Regions from separate parts of the Mus musculus genome. Here regions 1, 2, 3 and 5 are each linked to region 4. A link is a loop called in an ENCODE intact Hi-C map of the cell type or tissue named here. Cell type or tissue: left cerebral cortex. All regions are shown on one strand.

What was found. A loop is a pair of places that touch in the nucleus more often than their neighbours do. Peaks named below come from ENCODE experiments on the same cell type or tissue, not always from the same donor. Only the 100,000 strongest peaks of a DNase experiment are listed, where the experiment ranks them.
Region 1: a loop joins it to region 4, with 6 times the contacts of the local background. A loop is called at or near these places in 19 of 42 quality-filtered maps.
Region 2: a loop joins it to region 4, with 5 times the contacts of the local background. A loop is called at or near these places in 19 of 42 quality-filtered maps.
Region 3: it touches region 4 in a loop (7-fold over the local background); 2 of 42 quality-filtered maps call a loop at or near these places.
Region 5: a loop joins it to region 4, with 5 times the contacts of the local background. A loop is called at or near these places in 6 of 42 quality-filtered maps.

The regions. Positions count from the first base shown.
Region 1 is chr14:87,461,511-87,466,510 of GRCm38, reverse strand. The region is part of intron 3 of Tdrd3 (tudor domain containing 3); the gene reads right to left. Among named protein-coding and RNA genes, the nearest start is that of Tdrd3, 47 kb to the right of the region's middle. In left cerebral cortex, a CTCF peak has its summit at 2,091 (motif pointing left); DNase peaks (open chromatin) are centred at 2,094 and 4,717.
Region 2 is chr14:87,471,149-87,476,148 of GRCm38, reverse strand. Tdrd3 (tudor domain containing 3) reads right to left here. Exons shown (of 14, transcript NM_172605.3): 4 at 3,913-4,073; 5 at 1,309-1,450. Among named protein-coding and RNA genes, the nearest start is that of Tdrd3, 57 kb to the right of the region's middle. In left cerebral cortex, no CTCF peak of the experiment used is centred here; DNase peaks (open chromatin) are centred at 1,452 and 2,784.
Region 3 is chr14:88,541,900-88,546,899 of GRCm38, reverse strand. No RefSeq gene overlaps it. Among named protein-coding and RNA genes, the nearest start is that of Pcdh20, 73 kb to the right of the region's middle. In left cerebral cortex, no CTCF peak of the experiment used is centred here; a DNase peak (open chromatin) is centred at 3,109; H3K27ac peaks cover 460 bases.
Region 4 is chr14:88,467,383-88,472,382 of GRCm38, reverse strand. It overlaps Pcdh20 (protocadherin 20), which reads left to right and starts at 987. Exons shown (of 3, transcript NM_178685.5): 1 at 987-1,002; 2 at 1,288-1,524; 3 at 2,653-5,000. The coding sequence starts at 1,393. In left cerebral cortex, a CTCF peak has its summit at 2,801; DNase peaks (open chromatin) are centred at 2,275, 2,749, 2,965, 4,958 and 1 more place; H3K4me3 peaks cover 2,414 bases; H3K27ac peaks cover 1,383 bases.
Region 5 is chr14:88,980,191-88,985,190 of GRCm38, reverse strand. No RefSeq gene overlaps it. Among named protein-coding and RNA genes, the nearest start is that of Gm41225, 350 kb to the right of the region's middle. In left cerebral cortex, a CTCF peak has its summit at 3,107 (motif pointing right); a DNase peak (open chromatin) is centred at 3,088.

The DNA of each region.
Region 1 (5,000 bases), 1.0 Mb after region 4:
CAGATAACTACCACTTGACAGATAACACATCTGTAAGCCTAGCACCTGCGAGGCTAAGGCCCAGAGGATCAACCAAGATGAGGCACCCTTGGCCGCACAGCCAGTTTCAAGCTGTTCTCGTATATATGGCAAACCTCTCTCAAACAACAGTAAGAATAAAATAAACAAGAATGATTTTCTAATGCTATACTATAATTAACATGCAAAAATTGTACCAGGAGCCAAGGCAGGCGCTTTATAGACATTGTTGAATTCACCTGTGGAATTACACAGCCCATTAAGATTGCTCTCTATCTTCATGTAAATATACATGACAGCAAGCCAGGCGGTGGTGGTGCACGCCTTTAATCCTGGCACTTGGGAGGCAGAGGCAGGTGGATTTCTGAGTTCAAGGCCAGCCTGGTCTACAAAGTGAGTTCCAGGACAGCCAGGGCTACACAGAGAAACCCTGTCTCAAAAAACCAAAAAACAAAAAAAAAAAACCTGACAGCCCAGGGAAAGAAATAGTTTGCCAGAGGTCATCAGCAACTGTGACACAGAAATAGATGCAATCGTGGAGCTGCCTCCCTCAAGCACGCTGACCTTCTACTGCAACTTCTACAGCTAACACTGAAAGCAGAAGTGACATCCAGAGCAATGAGAATATCATTCTTTGAGGCCTAACTGGAAATGAGGAGAGAGGCTGCACTTGAGTTGGAAACTGCAGACAATGTGGCAGGTTGCCGACAGCTGAAGGACATTGGGTGCTGCAGCTACAAAGGCTGAGCTCACCGTGGTAGTTTCTGTTAGTGGGGCTCCACAGACTGTATGTACCAATAATAAAGACCAATCATTTAACGTTAGTCACCGGAGATCCTCAAAGCCTCAAAAAGAGAACAAAAGAAGGTTTTGCTGAAAACAGCTCTAAACAAGACTTGATGTTCCAAAGATGGAGAAGCAGAGGCCAAGAATGTCTGATTCTCAAGTGATACAGAAAGAGCAGGCACACAGAGCATACAGAAAGTGACCATACAGAATACACGGACAGACAGACAAGACTGCTTACGTGAAGACAATAACGATGGTAATGTATTAATACAAAGAAAAGTATAATGTGGTAGTATATTTACTAAGTGACTATAAAGTGTTTGCCCTTTAGAAATGTTAAAGCCTTCAAAAACCTATCTTGAGGCCAGGCAGGATGGTGCACGACTTTAATCCCAGTACTGGGGAGGCAGAGGCAGGTGAATCTCTGAGTCAGGAATACACAGAGAAACCCTGTCTCCAAAACTTAAAAACAAACAAACAAAAAATATCTTGAATAATCTCCCAACCTTGAAATTCCCGAACAACAAAAGCAACAGTTGCAACCAAATGGCCCTCACTGCTTTGAGTAGTTTCAGCAATGGACCCAGGACAGGACGGGAGCAGGTGAAGATTGCACGCAGAGGCCCCACTTCCCACTCTGACCTTTATTGCTCCTGACAGAACTTACTTTTATTTATTTATTTATTTATTTTTGCCTATTCACTTGACATCCTGCTCACTGCTCTCCTCCTGGTCACCCTTCCCACAAGCCTTCCCCAACCCTCCTCCCCTTCTCCTTTGAGCAGGTGAGACCCTGGGTATCCCACCCTGGCACTTCCTCTCCCACTGAGCCCAGACAGGGCAGCCTAGCTAGTGGAAGAACACATCCCACTACAGACAAAGCTTTGGGCCAGCCCCCTTGGGCTGCAGAACTTATTTTTTTAAGTGCCATTGTTGTTATTGTTGTTTTAGTTTGCAGAATGTATCTGACTACACTTAGAAGGACTGCATTACTAAACCCTAGTAAATAAAACACAAATTCCTAATTTTATTCTTTTTTTCTAAAAAATATAAGAACAAGCTTAATTTTAATAACTCACTCACTAAATGGAACACTAATAAGCTGATATTTACAACAGACTACATTAACCAAGAAGAAAGAAAAGAGCTTTCCATTAAAACCTGAACCTTTTACCTGTTCTGTTCTGTTCTGTTTTTTCTTAAAACTATTCACTGTCTAAACTTGAGAAAGAGGACAGTTCCTTCTGAAATTTAAGGCTAGGCCGCCATCTTGTGGCTCACCGTGGTATTGCTGAAGCTCTGACCAGTCACTTCAGCTTGCAAAAATGAAGCATTAAATCAGCTTCACATTTTAAAAAGTCGTATGCAACTGTCAGGATGAGGACTTACAATTTAAAAAGAAATAACTCTGGAACGTGCGTGCTGTGTATCAATTTCTTTCAGGTTGAAACCTTGCCTCCTGGAGGGCGGCTCAGGAGACTGCGGGTAGACCAAGCCCTGCAGAGCTGAGAGAGCTTAATGAGGCCCTCCCTAAGCTGAGGGGACAGGAAACTGCCTGGGAGAGGCTGCTCAGAGTCCTCACTTCTCTGAATGACAATGAGTCCAGGCGCTTGGAGAAGATTCTCCAACCTGCCGAGCCACCTGCAGGGCATTCAGACAGCATGCTCACCGGCCCAGGGTGACACTTCCGTGAAGCCATTGCCTTTGAGCCAACACTTGCTCCATAGGCAACTGGCTCAGATAGTTCTGCAAGGAACCACAACAAACTCCTTGGTTTACCTAACTGGACATTATTGCTCAGTAATTGTTACTTGATTGGTTGGTGGTTTATAGGGAACCAGAAACAACCAAATGAGACATTGGTATCCCTCTCTCAGGACAGTCTCCCTAAGCTATCTGACACTTCCTGTTAGGCTTCTTCCACAATGTGCAAAACCCTCCAGTAACTGCACTGAACACAAAGCATTCAAACTACACTATCTCTTATAATTACCAAGCCTACTTTGTTTTAAACATCTATGAAAATAACAAAAAATTAAAATTGAACAGAGAAAAATATTAACTATACTGCACTTACATTATGACTACTTCCCATGGTCTCCAGCTTGTGTACTACCAGCTGTCCCAAGACTTCAGAACATCCTGTCCTTAAAAACCTAAGAGATTTCATGAGATATAACACACACACACACACACACACACACACACACACACACACACACACACACGTGTCTCTGTCTCTGTCAGTTTGCCTCACTGCCTGCCTGCCTGCCTACCTCTCTGGGTCTCTCTCACACACAACACACACAACACAACACAACATACACCACACACACACACATTCACTCACTCAGTCTCCAACATTTAGGGCCTGGTTGGGGGGGACCTATGGAACATGTAGCCTGGAGTGCCTATGGGGAGCCTATGGAACATGTAGCCTGGAGTGCCTATGGGGAGCCTATGGAACATGTAGCCTGCAGTGCCTATGGGGAGCCTATGGAACATGTAGCCTGGAGTGCCTATGGGGAGCCTATGGAACACATAGCCTGCAGTGCCTATGGGGAGCCTATGGAACATGTAGCCTGCAGTGCCTATGGGGAGCCTATGGAACATGTAGCCTGGAGTGCCTATGGGGAGCCTATGGAACATGTAGCCTGGAGTGCCTATGGGGAGCCTATGGAACATGTAGCCTGCAGTGCCTATGGGGAGCCTATGGAACATGTAGCCTGCAGTGCCTATGGGGAGCCTATGGAACATGTAGCCTGGAGTGCCTATGGGGAGCCTATGGAACATGTAGCCTGCAGTGCCTATGGGGAGCCTATGGAACATGTAGCCTGCAGTGCCTATGGGGAGCCTATGGAACACATAGCCTGGAGTGGGAAACCTGGAAGAAAACCTCTGTCTACCTTTTCAACCACTTTCCAAGTCTCTACTTGAAATCTATGAAACTATGGTCAAACACATGGTACATAAAAACTTCAAAATAATGCCACAGATGGAATGAGAAGGGGAAAGCGTTAATATTCTGCCTGGAGTCCACCCCCACGGTTACCTGGCAACAGCCAGGTAGGCCTGACCTACTATACAAGGGGTTGCTTGCCCGTCCTCTTACTCTCTTGCCTCTTGCCCTCTTGCTCCCCTCTCTCTCTGCACTCCCCTGCTCCCTCTCTCTACATGGCCATGGCCAGCCTCTACTTCTCTCCTCTCCCCTCTCTGCCTCTCTCTGCCTCTACTACTCTTCCCCTCCCCATGGCATAAATAAACTCTATTCTATACTACACCATCATGAGGCTGGTCCTCAGAGGGAAGGAATCCTTACTTAGCAGGGGCCTGCCAAGGCACCATTCCCCCACACCTCACCACACGCCCATAGAACATGTCTTAATATTTATCTTTTTACAATCACAACAGAAAGCCCTCAGGGAAAATATCATAATTACTAATAAAGTAATTTTACCTTTTGCAATTCTATATTCTCTCAAAATAATTAATGATAATAGCAATGACTAAGACTTCAGCTGCAAAATCCAAATGAAGTATTTTTCTGAAGGCCAAGACATCTTGAAATGAGATTAAATACATAGTAGACTACAGACCGGATCAAAAATCTACTAGCTTTCCATTCTCTTTCTAATCTGAAATTACCAAATCATGAAAATAGTGTTATCTTAGTCTTACTAATCGTAACAGCAACAACACAAGCGTTGGCCTTTTGGGAGATGAAATGTAGCCTCCTCCCATCCACCTCTGAAGAGAGTGGCTGATCTCTCTGGAAACGCTCCAGAACACTGTGAAGTATCTGAGGCCCAGAAAGGAGCTGCGGAAGACACTTTCGGGAGGCTTTTTCAAAATAAATCCCACACAACAAACGGAGGAAATTCCTACAAGATGCCGGTTCCCTCTTCTCCTTGCTTCTAACTACTTGGGAAATGTTCCCAGTCCTCAAGCATCTGTCTTCGTCTCCTCTGCGATGGGAGTGTCACAGACAGACTGGGACTCGGCAGAATTAGTCACACCAGGGCTAAGGCCATCGCTGGTCCTACCACAAACACCAGTCTGGCTCCAGGACGGTCAGGACTAAATGCAGACAATGAAGATCGGTCCCTGTGCTTGAGTCCTTCCCTGAATTCTTCTGGAGAGCTCAGTAACGAGCAACCCAGCCGAGGTCATTAATTAACATTTGGGCGCTTTTA
Region 2 (5,000 bases), 1.0 Mb after region 4:
ACGTGATTGTCCAGGGCCCTGAGCTCAGTTTCGATTCAGTTACAAGGAAAGGATTATGTAAACAGCTATAAATCAATTCAGTTTGCACTTAAACATCCTTTAAAGGCTAACATAAATTAACATTTCTTGTTAACATGAAAATTTAAAAACAACTCAGACTCCTATTTCTTGCACTGCTGAAGGTACAAAAGCCAGACCTAAGCTCCCTTTACACACAATGAGTGACCTGGCCAGTATATAAACACAACCCAGCCCGACATAGCATAGGATCGCTATTCCTAAGGGAAGAAGTAAATCCAACCTGGGTGTACAATGCAGAAAGCATAGCATAGCATGGAGGATTCAGTAGAGAATAACAACCTCACAACAAGACACTCGCATCACTGTGCCATGGATAATGCACATGGAAACGAGGAGTAGTTCTATTTCACATACACACACACACACACACACAGAGAGAGAGAGAGAGAGAGAGAGAGAGAGAGAGAGAGAGAGAGAGAGAGAGAAAATAGGTACTATGAGAAGATGACCACTGTAGAAGTCAGAACCTTATTAAACGAATAAAACAAAACTACCATAAAATCCAGCAATTCTACAAGTATGCATGCAAAATAACTAAAAGGAGCTACTATTTGTGCACCCACATTCACAGCAGCTTTAGCCATAGTGACCAAAAGATAGGAGCAACACTAATGCCCACTGACAGATGAATAAACAAAATGTAGTGTTCATAAACAATGGAATACTATTGAGCCAATAAAAGGAGGGAAACTCTGACATCCTACAATATAGATATTATCTTACTCAGAATAAGCTGGACACAAAAGAACAAATACTATTATCATAACATGTCTAAGAGATACTCCAATAGTCAAGACCATAGAGACAGAAAGTAGAATGGCGGACAAGAGTGTATGCACGCTTGTCTGTGTGTCTTTGTTGGAAGCTGAGTAAGTTCCTACCTGACTTAATGGTTTTAAGTGGAAAGATTCTTGCTGGGATGTTGGAAAATTATATAAGCACTGATCTGACATTTCTAATATAAAGGATATCTAATATGTCCTTTTCTTAACTAACAAATTTCAAACCTGTCAAGATACTGTAATATTAACATTTAAAACATGAGTAAAATGTAATAAGTACTGAAAACTGTCACTTCCTTTTGAGGAAGAATGGTGTCAGAGCACAGCAGATAGTTTCTCTACTGAGGATCATGTGCTATCTTAGTAACTCTGACACAAAAGACCACTGCTGCCACTTGCTGTGGGAAGAGCGCCTATGTTCTAATAGTTTGTATTGCACACTTACTCTCTGTAAAGCCCACTTGTCAATTAGGTGTTCCACTTCACCACCAAGAACTGTGGTGTTAGAGTCACTTAAGAGCAGGAATCCGTTCTTTATGTCCACAGTGCCAGAGAGCTTCACTTTTGTGCCAGGTGGTGTGTTCAGGCTGATGCAAAAGAAAAACCAAAGGAGTTAGTAATTAGAGCTGCACTGAAACTCCTCCACAACTGAAAAGGAGCCGTATGACTTAGTCACAATATACTAACATCTAAACTAATTCCAAGAGGACTAGCTATGAAGTAAAAGTGCATCACCATAAATGAAGACCAAGCAATCAATCAGTCCATTCATACATACATACATACATACATACATACATACATACATAAGCAAGGTTCAGTTTCCACAAGTTACAACAAATGTGGACAAGAAATAATCTCACTCCACAAAGCTGTGGTTAAAAAAAAAAAGGAAAGACAAGGGAAAACTTTTCTTTTTAAAAATGTATTTTCTGTCTGTGGGTCTTCTGTGTATATGTATGGATGTATGGAGTCAGGACCATGGACCCTGGAGTTACAGATGGTTGTGAGCCGCCATGAGAGTGCTGGGAACTGAAATGTAAGAGCACTTTTCATCACTGAGCCCCCTCCCCAGCCAGTAAAGTACTTCCAACTGTAGCATATGAATACAATGCCCCCCTTTCTTTCCTATAAGGTTTTGCTCTACAGGACAAATATATATCATTATTAAATTAAATTTTAATATAGAAAAATATATTTAACCAGTAATAAACACAGAAATGTATCACCTATATGAGCCATGGTAATCTATAAAAATCCTTTTGTTAGTCATCTAGCCATGTTAGCCATCTGAACACGAGAATTAGTTATTCAATAACTTTAAAAAGACTCTTTCAAATCTATGATCTGGCTGGGGTGTTGGGCCGGATGGTCTGGGACCTCAACCAGTTATTTAAAGGACATGAGAAGAAGCCAAAGGCAGGGTGTGTATTGAAACTGACAAAACGGGGAGAAGGCTGGGGCCATCAAGTTTCTGCCCGTTTACCGCCAAGAGGATGCCTGAGAACCTATACCACGCTTCCTATTAATGACTTACTCTTCTCTCAAAACCCCCAGATTTTAATCCCCAATTTATATTTCTGTGCAGCCTATATAAATTACACAAAGAGTGAAAAAAAATAAAAAATAAAAAGACTCTTTCACACTGACTCAGAAATCATGAGCATTAAGTGTAACGAGACTGATCTACTAAAGGCCAGTGTTAATCAGATGCTTGGTAAACCTTGCATCACAAAATCTTGCACAAAAACCAGAGGAAACTTGGCTAAAGGAAACTCAGGATAAAATTCACCTCATCATGTAGGTCTGTTCTAAAGTAAAAGCACAGATATAAATCCCACTCCATCTCTTCCCACATCCAGCAAGAGGAAAGGCTCTCCAAATAGGACTCCTAAAATAGTCTGCCGTGAAACACTTGGGATGAATTAGAAAATTATTCCACAATGGCTTCATTATTCACATTTCTCAGGCTCATGAAATTCATCACATGCTGATACATGCAACATCAAATCAGTGAGTATTAATACCACAGCCTTTTCAAAGATGGCTACTAAAAATCATTAGGGAAAAGAAGTTAGAATGTGCCTCATTCTCAAACTTCAAAGAAGCCATACACAGTAAGACAGATTAGACATTGTTCTGTGTATCAGGTAGGTCTGATATGTGTATCATTGCATATTATCAGTCCTATCTCAATAAAGCCATTAAAATTGTCCTGAGCCTCACAAGCTTAACATTCCTAGTCATAACTCAAAGCTGATGAAAGGAAGAGTCACAGAGAGCCTTGCCTTGCCTAACCTTGCCTTACAGAGCTCGGGAGTCAAAGGGCAGTTGCTGAGTACAGTGTCCCATCCCCGAGATCAGCAGTAACTATCAGCAACACAATTACACTAACACATCTCTGCTAATTCCAGGCAATCAGCATGGGTAAGGAGTGGTAGTGGATTTAGGAGGAGTTGGGAAGGGGAGAAAATTATCAAAATACATTATATTAAATGCTCAAGGATTTAATAAAAATATCTTCTAAACATTTTTTTAACAAAAAAATTTGTTTAACAAAAAAACATATTCTTAAACAAAATAAGAATTTGGAAGGTTGCGCATTAAATAATTCTTTCTTACAAAATAGGAAGCCACAAACCTCTTTAGCCTTAATTATCTCCTCAGAAAGTATATTAGCCTACAAACTTGACTAGAATCTTAAACAGTGTACTAACACACCACATAAGTACAGCTGCTAATCTGTTGGGGAAAAAAAAACATATTTAAAGATATGCTACTGTTTTCTAAACAGTGAATTTCCAAAGATTTTCTGGAAAAAGAAATCATGCATATATATCTTAAATTTGTTTTATAGTTACGACAGAATGAAGGATAACTACCTTCGTCCCTAACTGTCTGTCAGACAAAACAGACATGAACACCCCAGAATCTGTTATGGAAAAGTACAGCATTCACTTAAGACTCCATTCCTGCTTTTTCAAGTTCTGACAATGAAATCAGGTTTGAAAAGCACCCTCAGGTCCTCTTAACAAGTTATATGAGTCACCTTATTTTTGAAATATAACTGAATTCTACTGCCGTACAACTTGTATGCCCATCCGTCATCTGCACGCGGAGCATCCTTGGCGCAGCTTGCGATTCCTCGTTATCCTTTGGCGCAGCAACATTGCGGACCTTCTGAATTTGTAAGACACATGGACCTTCAAGCTGTCACACACAAGAGAACAAAAGTCATTTGTTAACCGCTGTTCTACTTTCAATGACACAATTTTCCTATCTTTAATTGTTATTTATTATTATTTATAGAGATAGCTTCAATTGAAGTCAAGACTGAACTCACTTTATTAATTCACAGAGGTAAAATTTCCACTTTCAGATAATTCCAATGCACGAAAGCACTAAGAAAGCAGCTCTGGTTTTGAATAAAAGGTCAGAGGTCACACTTTAGTCTTATGTGTCTGAAACAGTCCACATAAACCCTATTCCCTCCCCTTTCACAGGAACAGGAAGAAGTTCAGGAGACAGACTACATGACAATATGTTAAGGACATCAACTTATGGCAGTAATTCAAAGGAATGCTTCCTGTTCAAACAGCAACTTTACAATGCTCCAAAGTGTAAGATGCATAAAGTTCAAGGAGTGTGTTTCACTTATTTCTACACTTCCCTTTGAAAATGATATTAAATCCAATGATATATGACAAGGAGAGAAAAAAAATGTTCTCTCTTGCCAACTTTCAGTCAAAGTACAAAATAAATCAATGGTGTAATTAGCTATAAAGCTAAAAGTTTTATATAATAATATGCTGATAGCAAAACTGGGGAAATACAGTTTAATTTGCTTACATCTAAAAAAACAGATTTAACAGAAATGAACATTTCCACATAACAAAATAGATCTTTAAGTTAGCATCATAGTTTAGGGATTATAAAAGGGCTATTTTAAAATTACAGGTTTTCAAATAAATATTTCTGTACATAAAAAAAATTAAGACACACTTTCAGAAAACAAAGAACAGTTGGCAAACAGTTACACATTATTTCCTCAAGTAAGTAAGTCTCTAAACCAGACACCTACTGCTCAGCACTAACCAATGTCACACGTTCAGTTTTATCTCGTCTAATCATTCATCT
Region 3 (5,000 bases), 75 kb before region 4:
TCCACATAAGAGATAAAACGATGACGTGTTTTATTATCTAAACTTCTTAATGAAAATATCATTTGTGAATATTTCCTTTCTATAAAATTTATGAATGAGGAAATGTATTTGTAAGTACAAACAGATTGCATAGTATGCAAACAGTTGTACGGAAAATTGATTGCTGCCTTCAATCATCAAAAACGTCCTACTGTGTGAGTTCTAGCTTTATTGTTGTTCTTTATCTAAAAGCAAGAAATACAGTAATAAAATAGCTCTGCTATTTTAAATTGTTAGAGATTGTTCCATGCAGGTAGGCTTTAAATAGATTAAAATAAAAATGTGGTTGACATTTTATAATTTCTACAACCCCAATAGTCTCCATAAAATTTATTGGTACTTTAGTTTTTGCCCTCTTATAGATTCCATTTCTCTATTCTTTACAAATATACAATTGTGATTTTTTTTTAAAAAAAATCTATATTATGCTGGATTTCTGTGAACTTACTTGCCTAGGTTTAATTTTCTCATTTTTTTTCCTGGAGCTTTTATTTGTCATACAGTATTACATTGTTCTCCTCTCATACAGAAATATCTATTCATCTTCTATTTTAAAAAAATGCCTATAGTTACATCCAACACACTTATGAGGTTCAATTGTTTTGTTTTGTTTTGTTTTGTTTTGTTTTGTTTTGTTTTGTTTTGTTTTGTTTTGTTTTGTTTTAGACAGGGTTTATCTTTGTAGCTCTGGGTGTCCTGGAACTTACTCTGTAGACCAGACTGGCCTCGAACTCAGAAATCTGCCTGCCTTTGCCTCCCAAATGCTGAGATTAAAGTTGTGTGCCATGACTGCCCGGCATGAGATTCAATATTTACATTGTTGGCAATGGACATTTTTCTCTGTAGCATAGCCACTCATCAGGATAGCTTTGATAGACATTTGCATATAGTATTAACATCTTGATTGGATGGATATTCTTCTTTCATTTTCTACTTTTACATTTATACTGAGAGTAGGCATCAGCACTTTATATTGGATAAAACTTTGCTCAAGAAGAATAAGTATCACAGAAATTGTTTAAAAATAAAAAAGAACAGTAGAAAACACAAATATTATTGATAAGTTACAATTCATCATTAGATAATATAAGCCAAATCCAATAATAATACACAGTTTTGCAATGATTTCTTCATACTTCTGCTTTCTTACTTCTATCCTGCTATGCTTTATAGAATTGTAAAAGATGATCAATGTTATAAAATGCTTCAATGGTAATTACATTTTGACATCCAAAATGAAAAGCATATTCCCTATTTTTATCTTCTATTTCAAAGTAAAACTACTGTTAGAGAATTGATAAGTATATATTATTTTTGTTTTCTGCTGGCCCTCAGGGCTTCACTCTTGCCCCTCCCTCCAATACTTGGTCATTTTCCCCTTTTCCCCTTCTCCCCTCTCCCATTCAGTTCTCTCTCTCCCTCTGTCTTTCATTATGTCACCTGTATTATGTATTTTAAAATTTCTTACAGCATTAAAATTAGTAGAATTTCAATTACTAAGTTATTTACCTTTCAATTTAAAGAAATACAAAGGCATAAACAGAGATATTTGGAGAAAATATGATAACTATATGCAATAAAATTATTAAAATACAAATCAGGTTATCATGTCTTTTCTTAAAGAAAAGTCCTTAAATCTTTTACTGGAACTAAAAGCAAAACATAATATCCAGCTTGCTTAAATCAAAACTAAGCCAGCAGTGGTTGTCTGCAAAATTGCCTTACAGCGTTTGAAAAAACAGAAAGTTTTACGTTAGAGAATGTGAAAGTTCACGGAAAATATGACTGATATAAATACAATTCACACACCTTTTGTGTGATAAATTTCACAAATCTCTAGCACAAAATGTTCTGGTATACAGTATTTCTCATCTCTAATGTCCAAATGTCAAGGGCAATTCTTGTTTTGTCTTTGTTACATGTAGTGAAAGATAATGTTAAACAACCAAAAGCTATAAGAGAGGCTTCAGAGTTTAGCTAATGTTTGGGAATACAACCAACTACTTTCATTTCACAATGAAAGGGAAAACGTACTTCAAGGATAAACTATAAACACAATAATTTCACTCTTACTTTATAGATAAAAATATTCACATAGAAATCATTTAATGAGTTTGCCCTTTTTCAAACTACCTTCTAGCATGACTAACATTAGACTACTTCCTGGGGGGATTTTGAAAATACTATTTTTTATTCTATTACAAAATTTTACCAAAGACATTATAGGACACATTTAAAATAGTCAATTTCAATGGTTTGTTTTTGTTTTTTGTTTTTGTTTTTTTTACTAAACAGCACATGCACTAAGATAAAGAGGCTGGATTTCATTTTCTTTTTATTTTTAAATTAACATTTAATCGTAAAGTCACACTTTATTATAAATAGCTACACATAGTAATGAACACACTGTTTCATGTTTAGCACATGCTTTACACCCACAAATCATAAACGCATAAGGAAAGGGCTACAAAAACAGAATGAGGGGGAGAAAGAACTCTCAAACTAACACATCAAAAAACAAAAGTACTGCAGTTCCACAGGAGAAATCATATCATGAAAATTTCAGAGACATGACAACTAGCTGATATCAAAATTACTTAGTATTTTGATGTTCCCCTTACTTTATCCCTATACAATACAGGATCTTAAAAAATATGAGCCATTTACAGATGTTTAATGCTCTAAGCAAATTTCATTATAGCCCTCCTTGTTTGGAGGAAAACAATTAGCAAAATTATCCCACCGAGGATAATAAACATTTCCTCTGAATTTATAAATCCAGATGAGTATTTTAATTGGCACCATGACACTGCAGATAGATCATTGTATATAAATGAAAAGACAATTGAAATGGAACTATGAAAGCAAAGGCAAGGTTTATTCAGTATGAATTCCACTTTGCCATTGGTTTTCAAAAGCAATCTAAATGTCAAATTTCTGACACCAAAATTGGTACCGAGAAAAGCGCACAGCACTAAACTGCTAAGTGGAATGCAGAATTTAGAACAGTAGGTTGTATATAATTAGGAAAGAGTTTGTGCTTCTAAATATAAAAGGCCTACATTCAGCACAAGAAAAGAAAACCTTCTGGAAGTAGGCAGTCTGGTTGCACTTTTCAAAGATTCTTAAGGCAAACATAATGGCAAGAGCTGAAACATGACTGCTCAGATAGAAAATGCAGGCTTTTCACGGCCAAATATGTGAATGCCTTAGTGGAAGTAACCAAAGAATGCTTTAGGTTTCAAATTTCTCTATCTTTAAATATTTTCTCTTCATTTAGTCCAATAGTTCTACTTGAGACAGCATTGAGACAAATATGAAACATTTGCATTGCTAAATCTTTTATAGACCTCCACCTTTTTTTCATTCATTCATCATGGTATTTTAAGTCCTTCCAATAAATAAATAGGAATTGTTGTTATATGATTTAAATACCAATGACAGAGGTAAATAATGAACAGATGAAAGTATAATTAGATGAATAATAAAATATTAGTATTTTCATTAAATAAATAAAGACAATAAGGTCAAAAAAATCATGAGCAATAAAGTACCACAGTAATTATATGCATCCTTTCTAAAGTTTATTTGAGGAGAGACCTGAATTAAATTAGGGCAATTCATGCAAAGATGTGGGGAAAACAGCTCTTCTGAAACTGTATCAGAAAATCCAAAGATTCTGAAGAATAAATTTACTGACCTATGTTGACAAAGGTAAGGTAACATTGAGGCTCAGTGATATCCATTAGAAGAATTGAAAACAATGAGTTAAAAACACATGTGGCTGTAGACCTGGAAACAATAAGCATTAGTATGACTGAGTTTACAGCTTGCAATTTGAATCAATACTAAAGGCAGACCAGTGCTCATGGTTGAAATGGCTAGAGACATGACAGGATACTGTCAGTATGTTAGCTGATACACAGAACAAAGGGGAGTGCTTTTAGTAAAACTGAGAAAGTCATGTTGAGAATAGATCAGAATTAGGCTCAGGATATGTTCAATTTGAGTTAGCCCAGTACTCTAGAATTGATATTAAGGCAGCAATTCTAAGCAGACTACTATTGTTAGTACATGATACAATACATATTGTAAAGTAAGATAGTAGATGAGTCACATAGGATTTATAATACAAAATACTGTTTATCTTCCATATCTCTTGGGAAATTATGGTGAAGGAGGAAGTGAAGAAAACATAACACTGAAGTTCTCTAATTTTAATGTGTAAAATTTACCATGCTGATGCCTTCTGCACCAGAAATTCCTTCTTGAATTCAAATCTATTCCTACAACTCCAAATTTCACCCACATGCTCGTAATATGTACATTAATAATTCCAGATACTTCCCCATAACTTGTTCACTGATTGTCAAGAAATCTCTCACTGTCAACACATCCTAATAAGAAAATTCACCTATCATCCATCACAATCACTATCTATAGAACAACACAAGCTTTCTTCTAGTTTCCAAAACTCAAAACCAGTGCGTTCTTTAGCTTTCGTCTCTCTCTGTAGATATCCACACCCATATTTACTATACCTCCTCTATGTGGTTTGTCCGGTTATCTCTTTGAAAATATATACTTCATCATACCCCACCTTTATTACCAAAAACTTCCTTGTATTTAGTTCCTTTGGGGGGGGTGCAGTGTACCATGATTGGAAGCCTGGTTCTTGGTTGAGCTAAAGGCTTGAAGCCCTGGAGACCCTAAAGGAATGATAAGAGGCCCTTGGCACAGGCCCCTGTCATATTGTCACAGCCTCCCCCATCCCCTTACATCAGGACAATCCCTCAAGTTCTTCTACATGTAGATGAAGCATCCCTAACACAGCCTTCAGATGAAATTGTAGAAGCGCCTCCTGAACCATGCCTACCTGGATGCTGCCAAATTACTGCCTTGATGACAATGGACTGATCCTCTGAACCTGTAAGCCAGCCCCAATTAAAGATTGTCTTTAT
Region 4 (5,000 bases):
AGAAAAATATGGCCATTAGCCAAACAATTTCTATTTTGGTTAGTACAAGGTAGAAGAAAATTAAATTAGCTTTCCTTTGGAAAGTACAGAGAATTGTTATTTCTGATGCTAGAGGCAGAGATTTTTCTGGTCTTAACTCAGTCACTAGTCACTTAGCCGACAAGACTTTATGTTCAGGGCAGTTAGGGGGAAATTTAGAAGCCTAGTGAAGAGAATGTAGACTTGAAGAGAAGCTGAATGCCTTTGGCCAATACTTATATGATACCCAGTAGATCTACCAGTTCTACAGACTGAATGTACTGGATACTCCCATCAACTGATTTCATGAAAGATTGCAGGTCACAGACTGTTGAAGATCAGAGTCAGTAAGATAGCAAAACATTTTGGATGCTGGACCTGGACAGCTCCAGGACCACTTTGTAAAGGGGCATACCCCCAATTAGACCCTTAGGAGAGCAGAGTGAGAAGAGAAGTGGGAACATTTGAAGAGCAACCTCTATTTTATTTAAGCTTTAGTGACTGCCCTCTCTCCTTTCAGTGTTTCCCTTCCAGAATAATAGCTGTTATTACTCACAATACACAAATACACACACAGATATATTGACAAACACAGACACAGACACAGACACAGACACAGACACAGACACACACACACACACACACACACACACACACACACACACACACCATGTTCTGCTCGTCGTCGTTCAGCTAGAAACTGTCTTTCATCTAGAAACTGGAGCTACCTTTAAAATTAAACCTACAGGCAGACACCGAGAAACACTATCAGCTTTGCCATCACCAATAGCGAAAATTAAAATGAAGACAGGAAGAGCCTCCACCGATTTCATAGCTTTGCTTTTCTGGCTTGCATCTTTGGCACCAAGAAGTTGAGACTGATCTTGTTTGAGAAAAGTGTGTTTTCTTGCTCAGTGCAAAGAACTGCTGGATCCACATTGACAAGGAGGAATTTGTTGGCAAAGCCTGGTTTTGTGGGAACAGGTCTGTGCGTTCAGACACCAAGGGAGCTTGTTTATTTATTTTAATTCTCTCTTTCTTGCTAACAACCTGTAGACTTGGGATTTAAGTGGTGCAGTAAGGAGCGAGGCTTGTCAAGGCTAGTAGTCATGTGCTCTGGTCCCCAACCTGGTGGCATCTCCTCCCAGCTGTAAAGAGCCAGTCCTTATTCTGGCTCTTTTGGTGGGTTGTCCAGGAGCGGACACTGTAAATGTCCCCTTCTGAACCTAGGCTTTCCAGTTCATCGGAGTTTCTGTTCTTAATTGACAGACCAGTGACTATTGGCTGAAGTTCCCCGGCGATTTGCATGAACAGAGAGGGAGTGTCCTCTGCCACCCTCCCTTCTGGAGCGCTCTGACTGCAGCCTCCCAGGGAATGCGCGGCCGAGGGAACGCGCGCAGCTTGCTGGTCCAGGCAGTGAGCTTGCGCCCGGCGACCTGGCACCCGTGCCTGGATATGGGGCATCTACATCGTCCCAGCAGCAGGACCAGCCACAGGAACCTGCCGGTAAGGATGCGCGAACCCTGGGTCCTCCAGAAGTTGCAATGCTCTCCAGCTGTTTCTACTCCTGGATGGTATTTTCAAACGTTTTCCCAGAATGCAAACTTCAGGAGAGGATAGGGGGAGGGAAAGGAGTTTGGGATACTGAGCCCAAGGTATTTTAAACAAATAGCTTGGTCCCTCGGGTCCATAGAGGAAGTTTCTGAAGCAGAAATGTTGCATGAGGTGGAGGGTCGAGGATGCGCTCAATCCTCTTTATATTCCAGGCTGTAAAGATCGATCCCTGTGTCCAATGTCAGCTTGGAATCGTCTGTCTACTGCAACTGACAAATGCCTTTGCATAATAATTTTTCGCGATTACTTTGCTGGCTTGTCAGCTTAGCAGGAGGTAGAGGGCATAATAAGAGGTAGAGATCCAGATCACTTTATTTGATTTCTTGTACGGATTAAAATGAAAAATCTTTTTCCTCCCTAAAGCAGGTAGGGAATATGGCTCAATTTTCCATCATGATGTTGTTGTTGTTGTTGTTGTTGTTGTTGTTGTTGTTGTTGTTGTTGTCATTGTTACAACTGATGCTGCTGTCCTTATTGGCCTCATAGAAAACGAGTCTATCACATTAGATGTTCTGGGACTTTAATGGTAGAATCATGTCAATGAGCACTAAATCCTGCACTGCTCAGTCCTTTTCGCCACCTTCCCCTCCCTTTCTTCCCCACAACCTACGGAGGTTTTCCTGTCTAGTTAAGCAGCCAGCAAATTGCGTCAAAGTATGCTCTGTTCTGTGTTTCCAGAGACCCAAAGCCTTAAAGTTTGAGATTCTAAACCTTAACTAGAGAAGCTAGTTACCAGACGGTGCGGGAGCGGGGTGGGGGTGGGGGGCTGGGGGCAGGGGAGGGATGCGGGATGCGGAATAGAAGATGAAGAGAAAGGAGTTAAGTTTCAGAGATGATCTCTCCCACAGCTCTTTCCCCTCTGGCAGCAAGTTTCTACTTTGCTCAGTTCAGATTAGGGGTTTTGTTTGTGGTAATGGTGAGGAAGTTTAGCATTGTCCCTGGAGGGGGGTCACTACTTCCTAACTCTGATCTCTGCTTCCTGGAGTGTATAATCACCGTTGTCCCCTTCCTTCACTCCAGCATGTTTTTCTGCTTTTCCTCTTCGTGGGACCCTTCAATTGCCTCGCGAGTTACAGCCGTGCTACCGAGCTTCTGTACAGCCTAAATGAGGGACTGCCCGCCGGAGTGCTCATAGGCAGCCTGGCGGAGGACCTGAGGCTGCTGCCTCGGGCCTCTGGGAGACAGAACCAGCAGTTGCTGCATCCAGAGCGCACTGCCTCTGAGGGGAACCCCCCTCTCTCTTTCAGCTTGGCCTCCGGGGGACTGAGTGGCCAGTATGTGACCCTAAACAACCGCTCCGGCGAGCTGCACACTTCTGCACAGGAGATCGACAGAGAAGCATTGTGCCTGGATGGGGGCGGTGGGGCTGCCTGGGCCGGCAGTACCTCCATTGCCTCCTCTCCTTCTTCTGACTCTTGCCTTTTGCTTCTGGACGTGCTGGTCCTGCCTCAGGAATATTTTCGGTTTGTGAAGGTGAAAATTGCCATCAGGGATATCAATGACAATGCTCCGCAGTTCCCCATTTCTGAAATCTCTGTTTGGGTCCCAGAAAATTCACCTGTAAATACCCGATTGGCTATAGAGCATCCTGCTGTGGACCCTGATGTAGGCATTAACGGTGTGCAAACCTATCGCTTACTAGACTACCATGGCATGTTTACCCTGGACGTGGAGGAGAATGAGAACGGGGAGCGCACACCCTACTTGATTGTCATGGGTGCTTTGGACAGAGAAACCCAGGACCAGTATGTGAGCATCATCATAGCTGAGGATGGTGGGTCTCCACCACTGCTGGGCAGTGCCACCCTCACCATTGGCATAAGTGACATTAATGACAATTGTCCTCTCTTTATAGACTCACAAATTAATGTCACCGTTTATGGGAATGCTACAGTGGGCACCCCAGTTGCAACAGTCCAGGCTGTGGATAGAGACTTGGGGACAAATGCACAGATCACTTACAGTTACAGCCAGAAAGTTCCACAGGAAACCAAGGATTTATTCCACCTGGATGAAGTTACTGGAGTCATTAAGCTTTCCAGTAAGATTGGCGGGAGTGTCCTACAGACACATAAGCTCACCATCCTAGCTAATGGACCTGGCTGTATCCCTGCAGTGATCACTGCTCTTGTATCGATCATCAAAGTCGTTTTCAGACCCCCAGAAATCGTCCCACGTTATATCGCAAATGAGGTGGATGGTGTTGTGTACCTGAAAGAACTGGAGCCTGTTAATACTCCAATTGCGTTTTTTACCATCAGAGATCCAGAAGGTAAATACAAGATTAACTGCTTCTTGGATGGTGAAGGGCCATTCAGGCTGGCACCCTACAAGCCGTACAACAATGAATATTTGTTGGAGACCACAAAGCCTATGGACTATGAAGTGCAGTCCTTCTATGAAATAGCTGTAGTGGCCTGGAACTCAGAGGGATTTCATGTCAAGAGAATCATTAAAGTACAACTTTTAGACGACAATGACAATGCCCCTGTTTTCCTTCAGCCCTTGATAGAATTGACCATTGAAGAAAACAACGCACCCAATGCCTTTCTGACAAAGCTCTACGCTACAGATGCTGACAGTGGAGAGATGGGACGAGTTTCCTACTTCTTGGGACCTGATGCTCCGTCATACTTTTCCTTAGACAGTGTCACAGGGATTCTGACAGTTTCTACTCAGCTGGACAGAGAAGAGAAAGAGAAGTACAGGTATACTGTCCGAGCAGTGGACTGTGGGACGCCACCCAGAGAATCAGTGGCTACAGTGGCCCTCACTGTGTTGGATAAAAATGACAACAGTCCGAGGTTCATCAACAAGGACTTCAGCTTTTTTGTCCCAGAAAACTTTCCGGGGTATGGTGAAATTGGAGTCATCAGTGTAACAGATGCCGATGCTGGAAGGAACGGATGGGTAGCCCTGTCCGTAATGAACCAGAGTGACATTTTTGTCATAGACACAGGCAAGGGTATGTTGAGAGCTAAAGTCTCTTTAGACAGAGAACAGCAAAGCTCTTACACTCTGTGGGTGGAGGCTGTTGACGGGGGTGAGCCTGCCCTTTCCTCTACCACAAAAATCACAATTCTTCTTCTGGACATCAACGATAACCCTCCTCTTGTTTTATTCCCTCAATCTAATATGTCTTATTTGCTGGTCCTACCTTCTACTCTCCCTGGCTCACCAGTAACAGAAGTCTATGCGGTTGACAAAGACACAGGCATGAATGCTGTCATAGCTTATAGCATCATAGGGAGAAGAGGTCCCAGGCCTGAGTCTTTCAGAATTGACCCCAAGACTGGCAACATCACTCTGGAGGAAGCCTTGCTTCAGACAGATTATGGGTTGCATCGCTTACTGGTGAAAGTGAGTGA
Region 5 (5,000 bases), 510 kb before region 4:
ATTTTAGGAATTCTTATAGGATCATCATTAATAATTAAGAATCATCTTTTTGTCTATGTAGCATTACTAAAATAAAGTACATCTTTATTCTGCAGAAGTCTGCTCAAAAGTGTGGACTAATACCTAGTGATTGCTATATATACTTAATAATTACAAGAAAAGTATATTAATAAAAGGAATCTTTCCTAAAACAATTCCTGGACCTCACATGCAGAAGCAAATCTATCATAGATTTTAATCCATGGCAGAACCATCTTAGGAAAATGACCTGCTAGCGTTTAACTTCTTTCTGATGGCTCCTGGCATAAGTGAGTTACAATGTACATAAATTACATGTACATTCCTATAAAGGAAGTGATAATAATTTGTATAATCCTATTTTATGTACACATGTAACTTTTAGAAACAATCCTTCTCGGTACTCTATGACAATCATTGGTTTTAAGGAACTACTAAAAATCCGTGGATATGTATAGTAAACTTTCTTAGCGTAAGGTTTTATTTCTTTTGTGGAATGGGGATGCCTATGCTACTAATAAAAAGATGTTCAAGTTTTGTTATCCAGATAAAGAAAGTGAACCTATGTTTGTTAAACTACTAAAATTTGATGATTTAAATGTCACAGAATTTTGTGAGCATTCTATGTCAGGAACATAGACAAATAAATATATTTGTGTCTTTGGACAATGTCAGAATTTGCTGATGAAGAATTACTACACAAAGTTTAATAGCTTCCATGATAACAACTTGTCATAATAAATTTGCCTAGTTTGGTAGTCCGGTAGACAAAAGTAAAAGTTCTGTGTTCCAAATTTAATTACTAATATTAAGTATCATTTTGTAGAGGAATTTTAATCCAGCAACATAGCTTCTCTGGCAAAGGAACACATCCAAAGACATTTTAGGTCAGTGTGGTCTGGCTAGAATGCAACACTTTTTATCCCTCTGGCTGGAATACAGACATGCATACTTTAACACTAACAATGGAGGCAAGGTTGGTTTGTAGAAGGCAGTAGCCATGTTTGAAAGTGATGTCTAATTGAGGGGATGACAAAGAGAGGAATGAGAAAAAGATTGGGTAGAATGAGTCACAGATAGGATCCCCCTCAGATAGTCTCTCCCTTATACCCCATCCACTTCTTGTCTGAGAGGATGGAGATCCTCACCCTAACACATTAAGCTTCTGCAGGCTCATCCTCTCCCACTGAGGAAACCCAGTTAAGGAAACATATTCACAGACAGACTTTAGGGACAGGCAGTCTTAGGGATAGCCCCTACTTTGGTTGTTGTGGCATCCACATAAAGACGAAGTTTCCCATCTGCTACATATATGGGGGCATGCTAGATCCAGCCCATGCATGGTCTTTGGTGGTTCAGACTCTGAGAGCCCTAAGGGTACAGATTAGTTCACACTGTTAGTCTTCCTGTGGAGTTCCTACCTTGTGGCCTTCATTTCTTCCTCTAAGTTATCCATACATGTCTCCTCGATCCATCCAGTGTTTGGCTGTGGGTAACTGGATCTGTTTCCATCAGCTGCTGGGTGGAGCCTCTCAGAAGACAGTTATGCTAGGCTTAGGTCCGTGCGTATGGTTCCGGATCAGTAAGACTAATGAAGGTGGGCAGAGAGGTGGCAGGAAAATCTGGACATTTTCTTGAATGATGATTGTTGTACAATGTGGTCAATGCTCTCTGGGAAGTGTACATAGCAAGTCTGAGGAGCAAGTCAGTAAGCAGGATTTCTCTAGGGTTTGTGCTAAGTTCCTGCTTCCAGGTTTCTGCTGTAAGTTCCTGCCGTGACTTTACTTCACGATGAAGTAAAAATTATAAACTGAAATCAAGCCTTTCCCCTCTACATTGCTATTGATCATGGTGTTTTAGTAGAAAGCAGCCAAATGCATAGTGTGTAGTGCTACTCAATACCATTTTAGCTATTCTTTCTATACTGAAAGAGGAGTCTTTTGAACAGATCTGTTGTTGGGAACCAAGTATCAGCATAGCTGTGGAGTTGTAGGCTCTGTTTCCCTGCATCAGAATCTGGTTGTGATTGTCTTATAATATATAAACTGCCAGTCCCTATGTTGTATAATAATTCTTAAAATTCTATTTTAAAAATGTGAGGAGGCAGAAGTAAATAAGCTCTTTAGAAATTAGACGAGGCTTGTATGAAAGATGTCCGTAAGCTTTTATGAAAGGATTTAATTTGTACACAGGATAATGGTGGGAATGTAGGAAGACTGACGAATTAAAGAAAAAAACCTCCTTCTTTGAAAGTTCATAGAAGACATATAGACATTTCAAGGAGATTTTGTTGCAAAAGAGCCATCTTCTATGAAATAATTTCTATTTGTAGTTCTTAAAGGCCCTATAGAGTTGTAGTTTGCTAGCAATAGACACAACTTTATTTGCAAATAAAAATTTCATCACATTTGTAATTACACACAGTTTCTGCAATTAATAAAACAACATCGGATATCTGTAACAGACCCAGAGTATAAAACAAACAAACAGCAACAACGACACAAAAACCTCTTCGGCCTGCTAAAGCTCCGATCTTCATCATTGATATGAGTATAAAGCATATAAATGATATGACTGGCCTTATTTTGATTAACCTGTTTAACTGCTACTAAGTTCTTACAGTTTAACTCTCCCTTCTTTTATTTCAATCTAAGTGTTTCACATTTTATTTCTATTTCAGCAAAAGGCATTCATTTGTAATTTGTTGTAGTAACAGTTTCCATGAGTAAAAATGATACATTGAAACTTACAGGCATTCAGGACCTCTTCCCTAGCAGAGGTATTACTTCAGGTTTGAACATGATTAGTGAAAAAAATTCAGATAGGAAAATTGAAGGTATAAAGGAGTAAGTAATTCGAGAGAGAGCAATTGGCATGGTAAATGCATTAAAAGAAACATAGACATGCTGTGAGTAGCTATAAAAAGATCCCTTGTGTTGAAACTCAGACATGTCTACAGATAGGTAAGTTTCTCAGTGAATGGAAGAACTAAAACTATGGACTTTTATTCGTAGGCTTAACGACCAACATGGAAAAAAATAATAATAACCGGGGAAATAATTATATTTGCCACCAGATGGCGCCAAATACCCTTCGACTCATCTGCCAGCTTGCTTGGCTCCTTTACCATTTTGAAATCTGTAGTTGAATTTAAGAATAAAACAGAAACACGGTGTTTTAAGTAGTTAAAATAATTAAAATTTGAACCTAGCCATTACCTTTGATGGTTTAATCATAAGTGAATTCATGCATTTTAATCACAGATATTAAATGGGTTTATTAGCTCACATTAAGGAATGGGGAAAGGTAAATGTTCATATTTGGTAAGTTTATTCTTCCTTAAATATCTTCAGCAAACTGCAGTTAAAGTTTTATTTGAAGCACTAATAATAATGCCAAAGCGAATTTTGAAATCTTACTTATTTCTATGATTGTAAATGCTTTTTTAAATACCTGTTTATAACTGATGATCAAGGATTTCAAGAATATTTTTAGCTGGGAGATGATGCACACGCCTTTAATCCCAGAAATTTGGACCCAGTGACAGGCAGATCTCTCCGAACTCAAGGACATCCTGGTCTACAGAGCAAGTTTCAGAACATTGAAGGCTACACGGAGAAATTCTGTCTGGAAAAAAACAAATAAAACAAAACAAAACAAAACAAAACAAGAAAGAATATTTTTTCACCAATGATTTCAGTGTGTGTATTTTATTTTAAAAATATGAAATTAAAAATGTTAACTTCTTATGCTGTTTATATATATAATATTTCTTTAGCCCTGAGTTTAAAATGCCCAATTTTAATGCTTTTTTTGTAATTCTGAAAGCAAGTTGATGGTCTCATTGAGAAATGCACAGCTTCTTTAAAACTTTCAATACAATCAACTATATAATCTATAGATATTGATTGAAAATGACAAAGCAATATGATGTTTTGATAGTAGTGAAATGAAAATCTGAAGTCTAAGCTGTAGGGTTGTGTGCTGAGCGGGTTTAAATGTGGAAACATGGGCTGGCTAGCGTTCAAAAGTTCAGTGGGATCCTTAGTGGAGTCTGTTAGTGAGTGATTGAAAGTTTCTACATCAATGGTGTTAAAAGAGAAAGTCTGCAACATGAAGCCTGGAATATAAAGTCTATGTGAATACTGATATAATCCTACCTATTTAAAGAAGCCCAGTATCAACAAGAATGAGCATACCATCTATATTTTAAAGAGAATCCAGCCTGTATTTTATGAACAATAATAGCAATTTCAGAACAACTTTTCATTAAGTAAAAGAAAACCATCAAGGTTAAAAAAAAATTTAAATTAGGTACAAATCCTATATTTTAACTTATCTTAGAAAAGCATGTTAAGTTCAAAGCTATATATACTTCATGTATTTTTTTTTTGATTAACTGGTCGTCTATTAGTTATTTATTTAATAGATACCTCTTTACTCTTTAGTCGAAGTAAACCTATGGTGGACTGCAACATAAGTTATTGACAAAGTCATATGAGTTTAAGAGGGGAAAATATGGGAACACAAGTACATGTGTGTGCACTGCTGTTTATAATTTCGTACTAGATGTGGTCAAGAAAAAGCGAAACCTTAAAAGCAATACTGTTAACAAAACACTGGAGAGAGCTGGACAGAATGCTCACTTGCTGCGCTTATGAAGGCAATGGTTCAGTTCTAAACATAAAAGCAATAAGAAAAAAAAAAGCCTAAAATAACAAAGCAAACAAACCAATGGCAAAAACCAACAAACAAAACCACCTGTTTGAAATTCCAACTCATTGAGATCTTTCTGACACATCCTTCTGGTTTCCTGTGGGAACCAGGCATGTGTGCAGTGCACTTATGTACATGTATGTAATATATATCATACACTATAGATATTATATGATATATACATGTATGTATGCAATATACATATGCATTATATGGTATAAATATTATATAGATCTTTATAATAGAATTCATTAAAGTTAAAATTG